Regions from separate parts of the Homo sapiens genome. Here region 1 is linked to region 2. Evidence: chromatin loops called from intact Hi-C (ENCODE). Cell type or tissue: heart left ventricle. All regions are shown on one strand. Links, peaks and the distances in the headings refer to the core of each region. The heading gives the core; the rest is flanking DNA. Region 1 overlaps AMBP (alpha-1-microglobulin/bikunin precursor). Region 2 has its middle 21 kb from the start of COL27A1.

Evidence for each region. Peaks named below come from ENCODE experiments on the same cell type or tissue, not always from the same donor. Only the 100,000 strongest peaks of a DNase experiment are listed, where the experiment ranks them.
Region 1: a loop joins it to region 2, with 3 times the contacts of the local background. A loop is called at or near these places in 2 of 110 quality-filtered maps.

Annotation. Positions count from the first base shown.
Region 1 is chr9:114,067,188-114,077,751 of GRCh38, forward strand. AMBP (alpha-1-microglobulin/bikunin precursor) reads right to left here. Exons shown (of 10, transcript NM_001633.4): 2 at 9,411-9,553; 3 at 7,773-7,849; 4 at 6,849-6,965; 5 at 5,738-5,839; 6 at 2,512-2,558. Among named protein-coding and RNA genes, the nearest start is that of AMBP, 5.8 kb to the right of the region's middle. In heart left ventricle, for the core only: no CTCF peak of the experiment used is centred there; a DNase peak (open chromatin) is centred at 5,244; H3K27me3 peaks cover 1,447 bases.
Region 2 is chr9:114,129,183-114,140,644 of GRCh38, forward strand. No RefSeq gene overlaps it. Among named protein-coding and RNA genes, the nearest start is that of COL27A1, 21 kb to the right of the region's middle. In heart left ventricle, for the core only: no CTCF peak of the experiment used is centred there; no DNase peak of the experiment used is centred there.

The sequences.
Region 1 (10,564 bases), core at 1,764-9,763, 62 kb before region 2:
CTCACCTCCCAAAGTGCTGGGATTACAGGTGTGAGCCACTATGCCTGGCTCAGGATGTATATTTTAAATAGAGACAAGGTCTCACTGTTGCCCAGGCTAGAGTGCAGTGGCACAATCATAGCTCACTGTAACCTAGAACTCCTGGGCTCAAGCAATACTTCCTCCTCAGCCTCCCGATTTGCTGGGACTACAAGTGCCACCCACTGAGCTGGCTAATTTAAAACAAACAAACAAACAAACACACTTTTTGTAGAGATGGAATCTCACTATGTGGCCCAGACTGGTCTCAAACTCCTGGCCTCACGTGATCCTTCTGCCTCACCTTCCCAAAGTGCTGAGATTACAGGAATGAGCCACTGCACCCAACCCCCAATAAATTTTTAAATAGAATTTTCAACATCAAGACAGGTTTTGTTAAGATGTTGATTTTAATGATAAAGTTTTCCCAGGCATCTGAACAGAAGAAATAAATTGCCTACAAAGAGAAGAAATATCACACGGGTCTCGGGCTTTTTCATAGCAATAATCGGCGCTTGAGAACAATGGAGTAACATATACAAAGTTCTAAGGGAAGGAACACGCGACCCAAGACTGTTGCACCCAAGCAAAATGGCATCAAATATGAAGGAAACTGACTGACCTTCTCAAACATGGGAGAATTCATGGACTGAAACACCCATGAACCCTCCTCAAAAACACCACCTGGCAAAGAAATGGCACTAATTAAGAGAATAATAGAAATAAATAACTCGGGAACGGAGAAGCTGTGGTTATATTCACTACAGGTAAGAACAGAATCCACTAAAGTATAGAACTACTTCTAAAAGATGGGATTATGGAGACAGAGAAGACGGGAATGGTATCGATCTAGACAATTTAAAAGACAAAAGAAATTTTCGAAGAGTTGCCACAGAGTTTCACTCTCAAAGGGAGTGCTCCTGTCTGTCTTTCAAGTCACGGAGATAATAAATATACTCTTTAAAAATATACAGTGATGGCAGCCTCTTAAATGTCTTTTCACAACCTTGACTTTAGAAGAATCTTTAGGACATAAATCCTCTCATGACTAAATATTCATTTGAAGATCAAGAAGTCCACTTCAGTTTCTTTAAACAAAAAAAAAATCAAAAGTCCAGGCACAGTGACTCACGCCTGTAATCCCAGCACTTTGGGAGACCAAAGCGGGTAGATCTTCTGAGGTCAGGAGTTCAAGACCAGCCTGGCCAACATGGCAAAACTCTGTCTCTACTGAAAAAAAAAATACAAAAATTAGCCAAGCGTGGTAGTGGGCACCTGTAATCCCAGCTACTCAGGAGGCTGAGGCAAGAGAATCACTTGAACCCGGGAGGCGGAGGTTGAAGTGAGCCAAGATCATGCAGCTGCACTCCAGCCTGGGTGACAGAGTGGGACTCTGTCTCAATTAAAAAAAAAAAAATTCAAGTAAAACCACAATTAATGCTTTTAAAAATTAGAAATAGCACTTGTAATATAATCCCATTTAATAACAGTATATCTAAATTTGATCATCCATTTGTCCTTTTTTCTATAAGTCCTTTTATCCATATGTGTGGCAAGATTCCAGAAACTGTGTGACTGCTGATAGTTTTGAGGTGGTGAGATTAAAAAAAAAAAAAAAAAAAAAAAACCTTTACTTACCTTTATACTTTTCTGTGTTCCTCTAATTCTTTATAATGACCATTTATTAGTTTTGTAAGATCAATGGTCATTTTCTTTTAAAATATAGGAGCAAATATCTAATGTGTTAACTGTTAATTCTACATAGGAACAAGGACATTTTGTCTTTTGTGGGGGGTTTATAGTTTCGCAATTTTCAAGAATATTTTTCCAAATAAATATCACATATATTTATATATATACACATATATATATACACACACAGATATATACCCATGTACATACATACATACATTAGTAGAATAGGATATATAATTTTCCAAATAATCAGAGACAAGAGAATGAAGAAAGTGTAACTGATGTGGCAAAATGCAAGAAAATAAAAGAGAAGCATAGGAAAGCCCCAAAATCAGAAGGCAACATAGGAAAAGAGAAGGCTTGAGAAGCTGCTTGTTCTCAGGTTTGCTGATTTTTAGGGAAATCAATTGATTTCTTTTCATGCTGAATATCATTATTTCATTATTGAGGATTGTTATTTCATTATTGAGTGTTTTACTTCTTTTAGATGCTTTTAGGCACTGTGCTAAGAACTTTTCTATATGTCATTAAATTCTGCCACAAGCCCAGAAGGTAATTGTGATTATCCTGTTTTGAAGATGAGACAAGTGAGGTCCAGATGGATTGGCAACTAGTCCAGGTGGCAGAATCAAGATGGAGCCCCAGTGAGTCTGACTTCAACACTCATGGCCATCGCTGCCTTCTCTCACCCCCTCCCCATGACTCTGCCTCCCCCCGCAGCAGGATCAAGTGTGCAGCGTGCCTGGGGCAGAGTGGGGTGGGATGGGGTGGGATGGGGTCGGGGGATGAGGCACTCACCGGGATTAAGATGGGCTCTGGTTCCTGCTCCCCAGGGACACATTCACCTAGGTCACAGAGCAGGAGAGAGGAGTGAATAACAGGACCAGGCCCAGGGGCCATCCTAGACCCGGATTTGTATCTTTGGTGAGCATCGTGCTGGGAACTTGTCGTGCCTTAGTCCACTTCATGAATGGTCCTGCCTGTGTGGCTTGCTCAAGGCCATTCACTGGAAAAGCAAGAGACTGGTGGCTGCACCATCATTACCATCTATCCACTCCACCCCACCCCACTAGCATCATTTTATCAGCATCATGGAAAGAATAGCAATAGCTAACACTGACTGAGCATTTATGAGCACAGTGCTATTGTACTTAATGGTTTTATTGCATTGCCTTTTACAGCAACTTCTAAGGAAGGTGTTATTATGCCCAATTTACAGAGGAGGGAAATGAGGCTCTGAGAAGTTGACTAGCCAGAGGCCACACAGCTCAGTTCGAACCCAGGTGCTCTTGATGGCAGCAGTGGGCCATCCGGAGTGGCCGCGGCCATCACACTGGCTGCAGTGGGGAGGCACGAGCACTGGTGGTAGCAGTGACTGCGGAAGTGGCAGTGGTGGAGCTGGGACCCCTGTGGCTCCCACCCCTGAGGCAGGCAACTGTGCCACCCCCATCCTTATGCAGCCAGGTAGACCCCACTCCCAGGCCCAGAGCCTCTGTTGCTCCACACTCTGGCTCCACCTTGCCATCCTCGCCCACCATCACTGCGGAGAGGTCATGGGGAGGAGGCTGACAGCCCCCGGAGCCCACCTCTGGGAGCCCCTGGAGCCTGCCACCCTGGCGGCCGTCACGATGGGGCTGGGCTGAGTCACCTGCCAGCAGGGGAGCAATACAGTTGGGCAGAGAGGGCCCCTGAGGCAGAGCTGGGCCCAGGGCAGTGCTGCACTTGCACACAGAGCATGGGGCTGGGCCTGGGGCGTGGAGCTGGGGCGTAGCCTTGGGACCCTGGGGTGGGAAATGGGAGTGGCGTCCGCTTCAGGGACCCAGCCAGTGGCATGGCCACCAGGCCCACCCCACTAAGGGCACCAGGTTCCTGTGCCTTGGGAGGAGGCTGTGTGTGAAGCCACCAGGGGCCATGTCCCCAGGGTCCACCCCACATTGGGGTGACTGTCAAGCCTGATACTCTGGATGGCTGGGCCTGGGGCCTGCAATCCATTCCTGGAAGCACCCCTTGGGCAGGGCTGCGAGCCAGGCAAGGGGAGCCTCAGGCCACCCCTGAGTGCTGGGGCCATGGAGGGAGCTTGCCACGATGTCACCCCAGCCCCAGACACCAGCCTGGGCCCAGCAAGGGCCCACAGCCCCTGCCTCAGGCTGCAAAGGGGTGTGGCTGGGGCTGCACACCCCATTGAGCTGGTGGGAGCTGGGCACAAGTGGGAGCCCTGCCCCTTCTGAATTGGTGGGATAGGAGCTCCCCAGGTGCAGCAGCAGCCGCCCTGCTGTGGCTGTGGACCCAGGCATTTCTGCACTCTCAGGGCCCAGGAAGGTCCCCTGCCCACCACAGACTCTAGGATGCCTGCTCCCACTGCCTGGCTTCTCTCTGCTGTTGGTGCCTGCTTTATTTTGGAGCAAGATCAGGGCTGAGCCAGGGTGCTGTTGCAGCCTGGACAGGTATGCACATGCTCAGGGCAGTGCTGACGTGCCAGCTCCCAGCTGCCTCAGCCCCCTCCAGACTTTGGGTGCCAACAAGCGTGGAAGGGAGGCCGAGTGGGGGCTGATGGCAGCCTGACACTGGCCTGCAGGCGCCCCTTGGCATGAACAGCCTGGGTGCCATGAATAGCAGCAGGAGGCTGACAGGCTCCTGAGTGGAAGGAGGCTGGTCCCCAGTGAAGCCCCACTTTCAAGCTGGGGAGGGCCTGAAGCCTGGGGCCTGGGCCACCAGTCCTGTGAACCAGATGGGGAAGTTGGGGTGCTTTTCCCTGGGCCTACCCATGGCCGCCCATGGGCCAGTCAGTACAAACTTGCGTACAGAGCACCCATAAAAACCCCAGACTCAGCCAGATTCGAACAGAGGACAGAGAGACAAGGGGAGACAATGGGATGACTTGCCTGCAGAGAGGAGACACACACTCTAGGGCCTCCTCTCTGCTGAGAGCTGCAGCCTCAGCAGATGACCTGCCTGCAGAAAGGAGCTTCCCATTCCAGGGTCTCCTCTCTGCTAGGAGCTGAACACTCATCAGAACACCCTGGCTGCAGAAAGGAGCTGCCCACTGCAGGTCCCCTCCAAGCTGTTCTATTGCTCAGTAAAGCTCCCCTTCATCTCGCTCACCCTACATTTGTCTGTGTACCTCATTCTTTCTGGTCACAGGACAAGAACTTGGGACCCACAAAATGGCAAGGCTAACTGTAACACAAACAGGGCTGAAACATGCCCTTTGCTCACCACATTGCAGGTGAAGAGAAGGAGAGAAAAGCTGCAGCCCTTTGGGGAGCCCAGACCTGGGAGCTCCACCAGCCAGGACTGTAACTCCCTCTTTGGGGCCCTGCAGTTCTTGGCATCTCCGAGCTTCCAAGCACCACTCCATTCCCTGGCGCCAGCTGGGAAATCTGCTTGTGGTGCACCTGGTCCAGCCATACCCTTACAGAGTGCTGGCACCATGCCAGCACCTGGAGCTGCCCACCCCATGGCAGCAGCCAGTATGTTTGACTGCAGTGGCTGGACCCCACCCTCACTCACACATCCCTTGCCGCTTCATGCCTGAGTTGCAGTCTCCCTTGGAGGTGTGGGATCCAGGCCAGTAGCATGAGCCAAGCACGGTCTACCAGGCCAAGTGGGTGGAACAAGCCCAGCAGGCCCAAGCAAAACTCAGGCAAAGGCACCACTGGCCACAGAGGTTTCCAGCCAGAAAAGCAATGCCCCAAAGATCCCGTAACACTCTGATTCCTGAGCCCACTTTCTTAATCCCAAAACTCTTTTGCCTCCTAAGAGGTATCTGTGGATTCTGGCTACAACCTCCCTGAGACACATGGCAGTAGAATGAACACTGAATGGGTTCTAGTCTAAGCTCTGCTAGGAATAAGCTGTGAGACTTGGAGCAAATCCACTGGCTTCCTGATTCACTATGGAGGGGAGGCTGTGGCGCCTTTTTATCTCAGAGGGTTATAGTAAGGACCCAGGGGCTGGGATGGTCTCTGGCGCCCACAAGGGACGAAGAGGGGACAGGAATTTGAGGCGGAGGGGTGCTATGTACCTCGGTCAGCCATGGTGAAGATGGAGTCCTCAGGGATGCCCACACCCTGGGCAACCACTCTGAAGTCCTGCAGGAGAGTTTCCCTCAGCTGCGGCGCCCGCCCTGCAAGGAGGAAGCAGAGGAGACGCCTAGAACCACCAGGTGCTTGGAGTGGAAGGGCCTGAAATGATTTTGCCCAGTGATTTTCACTTAGGGAAAATTTGAAAACTATTGATGCAGTTTAATCTATTTGATACACTGAAGGAAAGACAGGCTCCCAAGAGGAAGAGGGGTCTCTCCCAGGTTCCCACCCAGGTCTCCTGAGTCCCCACAAAGGACTCTTCCCCTTTTTTTTTTTTTTGAGACGGAGTCTCACTCTGTCGCCTAGGCTGGAGTGCAGTGGCGTGATCTCAGCTCACTGCAAGCTCTGCCTCCCGGGTTCCCGCCATTCTCCTGCCTCAGCCTCCTGAGTAGCTGGGACTTCAGGCACCTGCCACCACGCCCAGCTAATGTTTTGTATTTTCAGTAGAGACGGGGTTTCACCATGTTAGCCAGGATGGTCTCAATAGCCAGGATGGTCTCAATCCCTGTTTTTTTTTTTTTTTTTTTTTTGAGACAGGGTCTTGCTCTGTTGCCCAGGCTGAAATGCAGTGGCACAATCATGGCTCATTGTAGCCTCATACTCCTGGGCTCAAGTGACCCTCCTGCCTAAGCTTCCTGAGTAGCTGGGACTGCAAGCACACATGCACTATGCCCAGCTAATTCTTTAATTTTTTGTAGAGATGCTGTCTCAGTATATTGCCCAAGGTGGTCTCAAACTCCTGGCCTCAAGCAATCCTCTTGCCTTGGCCTCTCAAAGTGTTGGGATTACAGGTGTGAGCCACAGCCCCCAGTCCCCACTGGTTCTTTTAAGGGCCTGGAGGCTCTGTAATTCTCTGGGCCTGGAATTTTAGAGATCAAAAAGAGAGAATTTCACCTCCTCCAGGGAGACTCAGTGATTGTACCTTTCTCCAAATTGGAGTTTTGTCAGAAGGAAAAAGCAAAACTCCCTGTGCTTACCCACTCCACTGTCCATAAATCAATGTCCTCCCACCCTTAACTCCAATGGGCACATCTAGTAATGAGCCTTTACCGTAGAGCTTGGCAGTAATGGTGGGTCCATGATGGCGGCTGAATTTCTTGGTCAGGAAAATGGCATACTCATCATAGTTGGTGTGGACCACATAGGACTCCATGGTTATGTTCCATTCTGCATGGGAGGTGCAGGCAGACCAAAGGGATCAGTGGTCAGTAGACTCTTCTAGCTGGAGGTCCGTCACCTGTTTACTCACACATCATCTCCTCATCCATCCATCTATCCACCCATGCCTTCCATATCTCCATTTATCAATTCATCCATATTCAATCTCTCCCTATCCACCCATCTATCTCCTCCATGTACTCACATTAATTCATCCACCATCACTCAATCCATCTATCCTCTCCATACATCAATTCTCCCTTCCTTCCTTCTTTCCCCTATCACTCCATCAATTTACCTATTAGGTAACTGACTCTTTGACTCATTTATCCTTACATATATTCAGTCACCAATCATTTGTTCATTCATCCATCTATCTAGCCAAACATTCATATATTCAGCCGTAACACAATTGTTTGGCACATAGAGCATATTCAATAAACATTTTCTGAACTAACAAATAAATTAATGTCCAAATCCCTCTCTCACTTAGCATCATGCACACTGTACGTGGTAGATGCTTAGTAAATTTTTATCAGCTGATAGCAGGTGCCTAAGAAGACATGAAGACTGGCGAAATCAGCACCATCACCCTACTCTGGGCATGGGCACTGGGTGGGGGCAGGGAAGGAGAGAGGGAAGGGGAGGAGGAGAGGAGGAGAAGGAGGAGGAGGAAGAGGAGGAGTTGTTTGGGGGAAGGCTAGATGACATCTCAGCTAAATGGGAGGAAAGGTTACAGAGGCAGAGGGAGCTGAGGACATCAAGGTATTTTCAAGCAAAGGAGAGAATGCATGTGTCTCTTTCCACTCCACTTACTGGATTTGTGATAGAGAAACTTCCCATCAGTATCTGTTTTCTCATAAGCTCCAGACGTCTCCTCACAGACACCTTTCCTAGAAATGAACAAATCAAAAGGAAGGTCACTCCTGGTAGAGATCATGGTCCTGACACTCAACCCTCCTGCAGGGCTCTTTCCAAATGCCTTGGTTTTGGGGTTTTTTTGTTTGTGTGTTTTTGTTTGCTTTTTAATTCGGAAATGAACATTTCCAAATGTCTTGTTTAATCCTCACACTAGCCCTGAGAGACCCCCATTTTCCATATGATGGAGGGACAAAGAAGAAGAGACAAATCCATGCCATCCTCCTGGCAAAGCCAGCACTAATGCCGCCTTCCTTAATCAAATCTACACATTATACTGAGGCAGGAGGAGCTGGAGTGATGAATTCCTACAGTCATCCATGTATTGTTCTGTGTCTCTCTTGCCCCAGTTTTCTCATTTATAAAATGGGGATCATGATAGTTTCTACCTCACATGGTTAGTGTGAGGGTCAACTGACACATATGTAAAGAACTTGGAGGAAGCACTATATACGAATTAGCTATTATTGTTACAATGAGCACTATTTATCCAATGGATATTTATTGGGCAGCACCTATGTGGCAAGCCCTGTGCTACATGGCAGGGATACATGAGAGAGCAAGACAGACCCCATTCCCTGGGGTTCCTGGAGCTTGCAATTGCGTGGGTCAGGCAGGCAGGTGAGAGGCAGATGCAATCAGTGTGAGAAGTACCACATGGGGGTAAGTGTGAGGTCCTCTTCGGGCACAAAGAAGGGCATGTAACCTGAACCTGGGTGTCTGGGAGGGCTTCCTGGAGGAGGTGACATGAAACCTGAGTTCTGAAGAATCCACAGGAACTAATTAGCCCAGGGAAATGAGGAGAGGTGCTCCCAGTAAAAGGGACATCAGGTGCAAGGACCTGGAGGCGTGAGAGTTCCAGAACTGAAAGCAGGTTCACGTGAGTAGGACTCAGAGTACATAGCAGAGTGTGTGGCAGGAGTTCTGGGTGCTGGGAGGGTCCTGGAAAGCCACATCAAGAGTTTGAATCTTACTCCCAGGGCATTGGGGAGTCATGGAAGGGTCTCGAGCAGATGTGAGTTTTCAAAAGGTCTTTCTGGTTACTGGGTGAAGAGGGGATGGGGTGGAAGGGTGGAGGTCAGAGGTGAGGAAAGAGTAGAGAGGTTGTGGCAGACAACCAGGAAAGAAAGGGAGGTGGCTTGGACCAGGATGGTGGCAGTGGAGAGGGGAGAAGTGAACAGGTTGGGGGGGATTTAGGAGGAGAATGGGCAGGACTTGATGATGGGTGACAGGGGAGAGAGGAGCCCAGTTCCCAGGTTGGGTCCCTGGGGGGCTGAAGTACCCACACTGGGCTAAGGAATGCCCAAGGGGGAGGAGCAGTTTGCAGAACAGGCACAGTGCTGGGACACTGCCCTCGAGGAATAGATAGGACACCTGAAAAGGGCCGTCCTGGTGGAGGAGCGTAGAGGGATCTGGGGTTCAGCGGGAAGGTCCTGACTGGAAGCAGAGATCTGCAACTTCCCAGGATGGACGGGGCTGGGAAGGTTGTGGGTCTCTGGGTCTCTCTCAGCTTTCCAGCCCCACCCTAGTGCTCACCGCCAACGAGTGCTGGTCATGCTGATCTCCGCCTCTGTAGCGCCCTCTCCCAGCACCAGCGTGCTCACTGTCATCCTGTCCATGATCTTCTTCAGCCAGGGGCAGGTGGAACCGATGGCCAGGTTGTACCACTTCCCATAGATCTAGGAGGCAGGTGAGCTCTGGGGGTCTGCATCAGTCTCAGACCTCAAAGCAGACCTGGCTGACATCTGCTCCCCACCCTCCACCTCCTCCTCTTCCTCCTCCTTCTCCTCAAAATGACTTATCCTTTTAAGGGATAATGTCTTACAACTAATCAGAGGCCACACACCTTCAAGGGAGGCCAGATCCCTAAGAGTGGCGTTTCAGGCATCACAGCGAACCCAGGAAGCAGGTGTGCGGCTGGGGTCCCAACCTGCCCTGCAGAAGGGCTAACTCTCTCAAGATGTGGGATCTGTCCATAGCTCCATCAACCACTGCTCCCCAAGAGCTGGAGTCCTGTCTTTTACTCCTCCAATGATGGGGTGCTCCCCACCTTGCAAGGCAGCCCACAGCCCCATGTTAGGAATTATTTCAAAAGTATAATGAACATGATGGGGTCATTCAGGATAGGCCTGCTTCCTCTTCCTCCTGAAAGTGCACGGGACAGCTGAAGGAGCCCTCAGGCTCCTACGGAACAGGCCAATGTGCCCCACACCCTTTGCGTCCCAGACTGCCACAGGGACCTGCTCCTCATTGCCCCTCTGCCACGACCTTTCCTTGTCCCTAAAAGTAAACAAAACCCACATGACACCACAGCTAGAAGGTTCTGAGACCCTTCATACAGACATGGAGACAGCCCCAGGTGGGCAAGGGTATTCTCAAAGCCACCCCGGGATTTAGGGCAGAGTGGGGGCTGGAAGGCAGCTCTGGCACTCCACACTCACAGGAGAGTGTCCTGCCCCAGTCCAGGTCTCTCCTTGTGCCCAAGCCTCTGAATGTCTCCCAACCCTAATCTCTGTCCTGCTTCACCTCTTCCCATAAGCCCCACATGCCCAACCCAAAAGCTGCTGGCCACATGCCCACGCTGTGCCACCCCAGGTGTCTGTCCACAGTCAGGCCAGGATGTGGGCAGGGGACACAGGAAGAGCTAAGGGAAAGATGCCACAGAGAGAGGGGAGTCATTAGAGAAGGAA
Region 2 (11,462 bases), core at 1,719-9,718:
ATGGCCGGAGCAAGAAAGAGAGCGAACAGGGAGGTGCTACGCACTTTTAAACAACCAGGTCCCATGAGAATTCACTATCACAAGAAACAGCAAGGGGGAAATCAACCCCCATGATCCAATCATCTCCCACCAGGACCCTCCTCCAACACTGGGGATTACAATTTGCCGTGAGATTTGAGCAGGGACACAAATCCAAACCCTATCACCAGGCCTGGCAGATATTTGTTCAATGAATAAACTCGTGTCTCCTCCATCAGGCTGTAAGCTCCCCGAGGTTAAAAACAGGTCTGTCTTGACAATCCCTGGTTCCCCAGAACACTGGCCAAGTAACAACACTGAGCAGGGACTCAGTACATGTTAAACAAGTGACTCTCTTACCTTCATTTACCCCACACCTCCCTGAGAATCATGAATTCAGGGGGACTTGGAAGGTACATCTGAGTTCATCTTTCCAGGAGTCACACACTTAAATGCCTCGGGGTCAGCTAGGAGCATAGGTACAAACTAGGTCATGACCTTGTAAGGCACTTGGGAGTGCTGAGGCCTGTGGCCAACTAACTGGTGGGCATGTTTGGATAATCAATTAAAACACATCTCTTTTGGTTATTCTTTTCTTCCTCTCTGGTCTCCCTGTATTAGTTGGTGTTCTCCAGAGAGACAGAGCCAAAAGGATATGTATATCCTATATGTGTGTAACACACACACACACACACACACATATATAGAGAAATTTATGCGGCATTGGCTCACACAATTAGGAAATCCAGGGGAGCTGATGGTGTAAATCCCAGTTCGAAGGCGAGAAAAGATGAGCAGCTTAAGTAGTGAGGGAGAGGAAAAGGTGGTGGGAGCATGGGTGGGAAATTCCTCCTTCCTACAGGTTTTGTTCTATTCAGATCCTCAACTGATTGAATGATGCCCACCTACATTGGGGAAGGGGATATACTTTACTGAATCCACTGACTTAAATGCTAATCTCACCTGGAAACACCCCAGAGACACACCCAGAAAGCAAGTTTAATCTGGGCACCCCGTGGCCCAGTCAAGTAGACACATACATTGAAACACCACACCCTCTATCCACCCTCTGCCCTTCGTCCCCTTCTCTGTGCCCCAGAGGGCTGTCCTCTCCAGGTGGGACTGCCGGACTTGGCTTCGTTGCCCCGATTCCTGAATGGATTTGGCTTACGGGAGACACTGGCCAATCCAAAGGTAGGAAAGGAGTGAGGTCAGGGTATTTGCTTCCTCTCTTTCCTGCTGTGGCTTTGGTAATGACTGCTCTCCTGAGGCCACAGGTCCTGTCGGGCACCCCCTTCCATGGCTCTTTCTCTTGCCTGGCCCCAGTAACACATTTCCTTACCTTGTCCCTCCACACTACAGTCACTAGCTCCAGGGTGCTTTACCAGCCCTGGTTGGTTCCCATAACCCCGCCCATTGTAGATGCCTTGCTTTAAATATTTCCGCTGAAAAGTTTTTATTATTATCAATAGTAGTAGCATCTTTATTTATAAGCTACTTGGTCATTTTTCCTGGAGCATTAAATGCTCTTTCAGCTGACCCCTTTGGAGTATGCTGTCTCCTGCCAGAATCCTGAGTGTGACAAACATTTGTAGACCTCATTTGGCCCTGGATTCTGGTCCAGTTCCCTAACCAGGCCAGAAGTTTCCCCTCCAGTCTCTGCCAGGGACATTGATTTCTGCTTGCCCCCTTCCCCCTCCAGTACTGGTTGTTTACCACCTCCCATTTTCACTCTTTCGTTGTTTGGCCCTCTTTCTCAGCATAAGTGGAAATCTCCCTCCAGAGGTTCCTCTTAAGGCCCCCCGACCCCATGGACTATCTTATACAGGGGTGATGGTTAACACTCCCCCATTGAGAGGATGGTTTCAGCTCAAATGCCCCTGGGACTTCACCTGGACCTTGGACCTCCCATCTCTGCCAGTCCCAACTTCCTATCTAGACTTACAATAGTTTGTCCATATCCACTGATTTTGTTCCTGGGCATTGGTATCCAAGGGTCCAGGCAGAGATCAAAAGGTGGATGATGGCCGGGCATGGTGGCTTGCCCCTGTAATCCCAGCACTTTGGGAGGCTGAGGCGGGAGAATCGCTTGAGCCCTAGAGTTCAAGACAATACTGAACAACATAGTGAGATCCTGTATCTGCAAAAAAAAGAAAAAGAAAAAATTTAATTAGCCAGGCATGCACACCTACAGTCCCAGTTACTCATGTGGCTGAGCTGGGAGGATTGTTTGAGCCCAGGAGGTAGAGGCTGCATGAGCTGTGGTCATGCCACTGCACTCCAGCCTGGCTATAAAGTGAGACCCTGGCTTTAAGAAAAAAAAAAAAAAAAGGTGGATGAGACAATTCTGCCCTTGGTCCGGGCTGTGGTTTCTGGTAATAGTAACTGAGTCAGGTTTCCATGAGACAGATTTCATGATCTTTGGTGACAACTTTCTAATGCACTTGACTTCAATCAGTGTAATCAATGAGTTCCCCACACCAGATCTTCCTCACATATTCCCCCACTACCAGAATCCCATCACTGTCCGCGTTGCTCTGCCATGACCCAGTCAAAGGGAATGGGTGCAGCTCTGGCTCTGTTCCCCTTTCTGGGTTCTGGAGAGTCCCTGTCATACCTATTTTTCTTCTTTTGAAAAAATGAGACTTTTAGATTGGGTGGTTAAAAAGAAAAAAGCCAATGACTGACTGATATCCTCTATACGTGAGCCTTCTTTTCATAGCACTTTATCAGCAGTTGTAAGTTTCTATTTATATGTTGATTATCCCACAAAAGTCCCTCTTCCTACTAAGCCATGAGGCTCCACCAGGCTAGAAGCCTTGGTATCCTCGGGGTGTGGCACATCATCTGACAATGCTGGGTGCTCAGTAAATTTTGGTTAAGTGAGTGACTGCCTGGAGGAATTAAACAACACCCTCCTCAGCTCAGCATTGAGTAGACAGCTCCCCAGATCACCAGGGGACTCTGTTCTGGCCCCCTGCCCAAACTGAGACACTCAAGAACTTCCTTTGGGGGAAAAAAAAGTATTTTTTTCCTGGTGGCCTGCCTAGCTGCCAGGCCCCCTTAAATGCCCCAAGAATATTCCTTCGAGGCTGCGCTGGTAGAACAGCCCAGAATTCTTTGAGGAGCTACATTGGGTTGCCTTTTTTTCCCTGCTGCCTCCTAATATTAACCTGGCGCTGGGCCCCTGGCCCCCACGCAGTGATGGGAGGCCCTGGATGGAGCCAGCTAACGGATCCATCTGGAAATAGAAAAATAATCCCAACACTAGCGGTTTTGTCTGGCGCCCTAGTGGGGTGTGGAGCAGGGCTGTGAAAGGGGCTTTGAGGGCCAGCCGGGGAGGGCTGTGGACGCCTCTGCCCCCAGCACTGGCTGGGTACCTGTGCCCAGTCCCCCAAGACAAGGGGCAAACCTGCGGGGAGAGGGGCCTGTGTCACAGCTGACTGCGAGATGCCTAGACTAGCCAGTGTTCTAACCCGGCCTTGAAGCTGCGTGACCTTGAGCGAGTGGCTCAGCTTTTCTAGGCCACATTGCCCCTATGTTCATAATGGGGGTTATAAGGCCTGTGCCTTGGAATTGATGTGACAGTTAAATAACATATGGTAGCTAACAGAGCACCTAACATGGCACCTGGGGCTAGAACAAGGGCTAAGCAAATATGCTATGGCAGTGACTATTATTTCTGACTTCGGGAGATGTGGCTGATAAACCACAGGGGGACCTTGGGCAATCCCATTGGGCCTCCATCTTCCCATATGGGTGGCAGGAAGTGGCCCAGGTCCCTCCAGTCCCAAAAGCCAGTGAGGCAAGGTCAGCAGCTGCTTATCTGCCCCAAGGAGAGAAGGAGATGCCTTATCCTCTGGGGAGCCTGCCGTGTGGCTAGAACCCAGACAGATCACTCAGAAGCGCGTGGAAGCTCCCAGGGGCCTGTTGCCAGCATCTCAGAAGAGTCTCTGAGCATCCTCGGGCCTCTCCTGGTGCTGCTCATTACTTCTGTATTTCCAGGGGGCTGAGCAGAGGAGGCGGGGCTGGGAGGAAGGGGTTCTTTCCAGAGACTCAAAGGGCCCAGGATGGAGGTCCCTTTTCTGGGTTCCGGAGAGTCACTGTCTGGAAAGGGGCCTCAGGCTGGCTCCCCACAGCTCTGCTGCCTGCTCTATGCACAGAAACCTGCGAGGGGAGGAGCCCTGGGTCTGAGGTCCTGTATCCACCATGCTTTGTGTGTCTTTAGGCTAGTTATGTCCTTCCTTGTTGAAGTTTCCCATTCATCCATTCAGCAAATATGTCTTGAGTGTCACCTCTACTCCAGGCTCTGTCCTTGTCATTACAAATGTAAACAAATGGCATAATGTTTATGCTCCTTGGGGACAGGAAGATTACTGTGACTGGTAACTTTTCATGACAAAGGAGAACATCCAGGATGATTTCTAGATTTCTGTCTTGTAAAATGGTTATGCCAGAAGGTGGGAGGGACACCCTGGAGAGGGAGCACGTTTAGGGTATGAGGAGATGACAGTTTCAGTCTTGGACAGGTTGAGTTTGATGTATCCAGAGGACAGCTGTGGAGGACCAAGGGGAGTTGGATGGAGGGGCATGAAGCTCATGGGAGATGACTGTGCCAGAGATAGAGCATGGGACAGAAGAAGGGCCTGCCTGGGCTCACTATCCCAGTTTCTCCACATCCCTCTGTGGTGGTGACAATGATGATGATGATAAGAATGGTGATGAAGGCAATGGTGATGCTGGTGGTAATAATGACAATGATAATGATGATGACAACTGGCATGTATTGATGGCTTCCTTCGTGCCAGACATGCCCCATACCAAGTGGTTTCCATGCCACCTTCCATTTAATGATCAAAACAGCCCTGAGGAGTCAGCCTTAGTACCCCTATTTTCAGAAAGAATTGAAGCTGAGCGGTGGTCATCTTTGGCTGAGTTTCCTAGAAACAAAGACAGAGAGAGAGAGAGAGAGAGAGAGAGAGAGAGAGAGAGAGAGAGAGAGAGAGACTGAGATTCAGATGTGTGGGATTTAAGGTCTTGCTCTGTTGCCCAGGCTGGAATGCAGTGGTGCAATCATGGCTCACTGCAGCCTCAACCTCCTGGGCTCATGTGATCCCCCGACTCAGCCACCTGCGTAGCTGGGACTACAAGTGTGAGTCACCATACCCAGCTAATTTTTGTATTTTTTTGTAGAGATGGGGTTTTGCCATGTTGCCCAGGCTAATCTTGAACTCCTGGCCTCAAGGGATCCAAAGTGCTGGGATTACAGGCATGACCCACCACGTGTGGGATTTGTTGACACAATCCGGGAAGGGTGAGGGCAGCAAAGGGGAGCAGGAGAGGGAAGGGGACAGGCGAGAGGTGAGTCTGTGGCATGAGCTGCACAGCAGGCACAGCCAGGCCTCTGATCCCCACCCCAGGCACTGGCCTCTCAAGGCATCCCCTGGAGACCAGCAGCCACACATCCACTTTGGCATGGGTGCACACAGGTACAGGGAGCAGCATCCTAGTGAGAGAATCTGCCACGTTCCCAAAGCTATGGAGGGCTGAAGCCTAAAAGACAGAGCTTGGGGTAGCCTTGCTCAGGCTGATCCTAGCAGGTATTCAGGAGATATTTGTTAAATGGAGCCTGGAACTTTCTAGGAGTCCTGACCTAAGGGGTCTCTTTGTCTTGCTTGTCCCAGAGCTTGGGATCTTCGAATCTCTGGCTGGGATGCACCCCAGAAAAAACACTTCCAGTCTGCTGGGTCTCCAGCTTCTCTCCCTGTGTTGCCTGGGCCATAGCCCAGTCCTCTGTCACGGGAGTCCTGAGTGGCTGCCTGAGGTGGGGCGTGGAGACTGTGCCTGAAGGGGAGGGGCTGTCAGGACAAGAAGCCAGAGGCAGGGGCAGCTGGACAGACTCTTCCAAGGCCTGGGAACACCCTCACCCCTAGCTGCTGAAGGGAAAGGGTCTCATTCACAGGTGTAATGTCCAAGGTCCCCTGGCTGGTGAGCGCTAACCAGGCTCTCAGCGTCTGAGGGCCTCTGAGGGGCTGTGAGGGTCATTGCTGGTCTGGCTGAGTGTGAAGAGCACTCCTGGCTAGAGGGGTGTCTCCCATCTCCTCTCTGGGCCTGTGCTTGGAGTGTCTGAGAGTGTGTGTGTGAGAATATGAGTGTGAGAGTGTGTGAGTGTGCATGTGTGTGTGAGAATGTATGTGTGTGTGTATGAGAATGTGTGTGTGTATTAGAATGTGTGTGTGTGTGTGTATGAGAATGTGTGTGTGTATGAGAATGTATGTGTGAGTGTGTGTGCACACACACACACGTGTGTTCTCTCTCTCTCTTTGGTCCATGCCTCTCTCCATTTCTCCTTCAGTCTCTTCTCCCTTTCAAAGCTATCTTTCTCCCAGCCCCATTCCGTATTACTCCTCTTTCTCTCTTTCTCCATCTTCCTCTTTTCTTCTCCATGATTCTGTCTCCTTATCTCTGTCTTCTCTCTCTCTCCTGTTTCCCTTTCTGCTTCCATCTCTTTCTCAAATTCTGTCTCTCTCTGTCTTTATCTCTCAGTTACTCTGTCTCTTTCTTTCCTTCTTTCCCATTACTGCTGATGCTGTGTGACTGGGCAACTTGGGCTTCAGGCAGGGACTAGTGACACTAGTCATAGGGCTATAAAGGTCTGATAGGGCTGGATCACAGGGACCTTTGTGGCTATGGGGTAGCGAGGCCTTGAGAGCAGCCCTCCAGGCTCTGCAGCCTTGGTTCCTTGGCTGCCCTCCTTGCCAGGCAATGCTGATTCTCCTCCAGAGGGCCAGGCTACATTTGCATGTGTGTGTGCATGTTGGGGGCTTATGTGTGTGAGGGGAGAGGCTACCAAGCTGGACCCTGCAGCTGGGAAAAAAAGAGCCAAGAGATGCAGCCGCTTCCAATGGATGTGTGCTCCACCCCATCCCCAGCCATCTTGGAGCTGTGATTCCAGACCAAACTCCACTTAAGACAACAGCCCTTGGTCTACTCTATTAAAGATGGCAGGAGGGACTCAACAAAGACCAAAGTCAAGGATGGTACCAGACAGCCAGTTGGAGATAGATATGCAGTTATGGGCATCAGGCAATCAGGACCAACAGTACAGGAGGGGAAAGCCTTTGTACCATCCCGACTGATGCACTTATTCACAGATGGAGCCAAGCCCAGAGAGGGAACTTGCTGAAGGTCACATAGTGAATTATGGCAAACCCAGGGACAGAAGCCAGTGCTCCCAACTCTGTTTTGCACAGCTGGCAGAACCTGTCTCCCACCCCTCACCTCCCACTCCTCGGAAGGTGTGGCTTTCTCTCTCCCTAGCAGTTTCAGGCCCCTTCCTAAGGCTGCAGGCAGAGCCCTGGGGATGGCTGAGCTAGTCAATCCTCCCCAAATGCCATCTCCTTTCCAGACCCCACCCTGCCAATATTGCCACACCCAGCTATTTACTTATTAATTTTGGGGGTTCTCACTCTGTCACCCAGGCTGGAGTGCAGTGGTGCAATCATGGCTTACTGTAGCCTTGACCTCCCAGGATCAAGAAATCCTCCTACCTCAGCCTCCCAAGTAGCGGGGACTACAGACACATGCCCACCATGCATGGCTAATTTCTAAATATTTTTAAGAGATGAGGGTCTCACTGTGTTGCCCAGGCTGGTCTCAAACTCCTGAGCTCAAGCAATCCTCCCACCTTGGCCTCCCAAAGTGCTGGGATTACAGGCATGAACCACTGCACCTGGCTACACTCAACTTTAATTTCCCCAAGGGCCCCAGTGCTCAGATCTTATTACCTCCTTGTTGACCCCACAACCTATCCCTCTGCTGATACAGTTTGGATGTCACCTCCAAATCTCATTATAAGTCTCATGTAATCCCCAGCATTGGAGGTGGGGCTTCGTGGGAGGTGTTTGGGTCACAGGGGCATATCTTTCATGGCTCGGTGTGTCCTCACGATAGTGAGTGAGTTCCCACCAGTTCTGGTTGTTTATAAGTATGTGACACCTCACTCCCAACTCTCTCTCTTGCTCCTGCTTTCGCCATGGCTTGTGCCTGCTCCCGCTTTGCCTTCTGCCAGAGTAAAAGCTTCCTGAGGTCTCCCTGGAAGCTGAGCAGATGCTGGCGTCATGATTCCTGTACAGCCTGCAGAACCGTGAGCCAATTAAACCTCTGTTCTTTATAGATGGCCCAGTCTTTGGCATTTCTTTATAGCAACGCAAGAAGGGCGTAACACATATGCCGTGCCCCATTCCTCCAGGGCCCAACTTGTGTCATTGTCAGCAGGGAGCCAGGCAGCTACTCCAAGAACTCGCCCAAGATCATGTGCAAATCACTGTGTATGGGGTGATGATTGTGGGTGCTCATCTGTATGCTGCTTCCTGCATCCCCAGTGCCAGCGGGTGGTCAGCCCTTTAGATGTTCTGGTTGCTGGAGTGGAAAGGGCTGAAAGCCGGAGCTGTGTGATGTTAAGTCTTTTGTGTGCTCAGTGAGAAGATGGGGGTCCCAGAGGGGAAGAAGAGAGGCCGAGCACCTCTGAAGCAAGGAGAAGAGGAAAGGGGGCAGGTCCTTAGATTTGTGGGGAACACGTAAAACCTCAGGGGAGGAGGGGATGCTCCATGGTGTTCCTAGGCAGGCTAGACCCAACATATTTATGTTCCAGCTTCAGTAGAGCTTCCAATGTCCGAGGCATGTCACCAGGTCACTGGACATAAAGGGACATCTGGCCCAATGAGCACCTCAGGGGCCACAGATGGGGGCAGAAGGACAGAGAGACTTCTAAGAACGTGGTATACTGCATAAGACCCCAGGACTTTTGCATAACCAGGGTAGGGGCTGTAAGGGCGTCTCCATACTGACCAAGATGAATTTCCTACCAGCATGGTGATAAGTAAACTCAAAGTGGAATGTTTAGCTTATCCGAAGGAAGTAAAGGAAGGTCATATTTCATGTACCCTGAGTTGTGGGCTGAGATTTAGCTCTCGGGCATGGTGAATATATGGATAAGACAACGAAAAAAAGAATGGAGAGTCCCTGTCTCCCCTGTAGCACATTAGAGTCTTTCCAGAGACCTTCACCTAAAGGAGCACCTCCTATACATGGGATTTCCAACAGAGGTAGGCCATGGGCTATTTTGAGGCCGAAAGGGCCTCTGAATCACCCAGATATGGCTATTCTGGTGCTCATTGGGTCCATCAGGATGAAAACGGTAAGGACTGAGTCCAGGGACAAGCCCACCTTCTCTGCTTTCTTGGATTCTGAGTTCCCTGGGGGGCCATTACACCCCAAGGGGACATATTTACTGCCTCCTTTCTCCTGGCCCATGGGAGTGGATGCTGATAGAGAGAGGCTGAGGCATTGGTGCCAGCTGCTGCAGCATCCCGGCCCACACCTGGTGACGCGGGCTGTGGGGAGCTGCTCAGGGCTAGGTGAGGGCCAAGTGAGTATCTGGCCAAAAAAGTCAGGAGGTGAGCTGGGCTCTGGGAGCCTTGGGCCATGGACTGCTGCCCATCATAGCTGGAGGAGCGGTCAGCTGGCCACACGGGGCTCCTCCACACGTAATCCCTGCCGGGAATGAACGCCCCCTTGTGCAAGATCCTTGTCTGCCTTGAAATAGGTCACAGAGTTGAAGGATCACAGAAATCCTAGCCTCAGAAGCATGGAATCATAGAAGCTGAAAATCAGCACCAGGCAGGATTCCAGGTTTTCTGAGCTTCTGAGCTCTGGCATCAAAAGGCATTAGAAGTCTAGCACTTTTGGCATAAAATTTTATGGCTCAAGTGATCTAGGAACCACAGACGCCATAGAACCTTGTACTTGGATGACCCTTGAAGATTCTCAAGTCAGATCGACACCCCGATGCAACATTCCCTTTTAGAAATTTCCAGAAGGTAGAGCAAGGAGGTTATAGCAAGGAAGGACAGGACACAGGAGGTTTCTGTGTGGGATGATTTTAGGAGTTCTGGGTCAAGATTCCTGACCCCGAATGTCTTTGTCAGCGGCTATCACTGAAATTCCTCCGTCGGCTGTTCTTCCTTTGGATCTTGCAAATCCATTAATCTCCAAGGATCTGCTGGGCCATAAACCCCTCCCTGGGTCAGCAGTGCTCTCAGGGCCTCTTCTGCGTGGCCTTGATGAGCAGAGCAACTCAAGATCCAGATGGCAATGCCAGGCCTCTTCCCAGCCCCCATCCTGGGGGCCCTCTCCCTGCCCCCAGCACCATCTCCCACCCCCCAGGGCCATCTCAGGGTCCTCCCTTCCTTTGCCTTGACCACCCAGCTCTGGGCAGGAAACCAGCCGCCTGGGAGAGGCTATTCCAACAGTTCTGAGGCTGGCCGTGGTGGTACAGTGTGGTCCTACCTCTAATCCCACCACCGCCTGGGGGCAGGCGGCATGGGCAGCAGCCTATAATTTGGGGGTGAGAGATGGGACACCCAGGTCAGCTTTGACCACAGGGTCCCCAGAGGAAGGGAGGGGTCCAGGGTCTTGGAGAATCAAAGCCTTCCTCTCAACTCCCTTGGTAATCATGAAGATGAAAATATTTATGGACAATTTTCCTCACTCTGGGGACAGGCTGAGCATAGAACACGGCTTTTTTTCCCCCTGGCTATGGCTGATCTCTCAGGATGGCAGGAGCTGGGACAAACACAGGTTGTTTACCAGGTCTACAGAAGCCCCAGAGAGACACGGCCACATACAGTTTCCCCTTTTTTAACAGGGACGTGAGCCTCTGGAAAGATGCCCAGAGGAACAAGGGTGAGTTTCTATCCAATGTTAGCTTAATTCTTGATGGGATTGAAGGGATTTTTTTTTTCTCCCTGAGAGATGGGGCGAGTGTGTTTTGGTGAATAACATGTTTCCCATAATTTGTCTTTTGAAAACACAAGGAAATTTGCGTATGTGGCTGAAACAGCCTGGACAGAGAGCCTTCTGGAGAGGCTGGTCCTTCATTTCCTCACCGTGTCAAGCTGCTCGAACTCAATAAACACTTGTTGACTGAATGAATGGGTCATAGAAATGGTAAGCTGGAGCTGGAAGGAAGGCCCCGTGGAGATTCTCTGGGCCAAACTACTCAGGTTTCAGGCAGGGAAACTGAGGCCCAAAGAGGAGAAAGGGACGGAGACTGCGTACAAGTACAGATGTATACAATTATAGATTACACCTTAGAATGAAGATAAGGGCAATAATGATAGTAATAAAAGTCTTTTTCTGAGTATTGGGTGTTTTCCAATTTACCAAAAGCTTTTTCACTGGCCAGACTTCCAGTAAGACTGTGGAGGAGGCAAGAGAAAGATTAGAATTATCTGCCTTATGGACCAGGAGAGAGAAGCTCAAAGATGTCAAGCAATCTGTCCGCTCAGCCAGAAAGGGGTGATGTGAGGTTCAGCAAACAAACCAGGCTGTTTTCCATCACTCCACAGACAGACACCCATCCTGTGAAATTCACTCCCCAC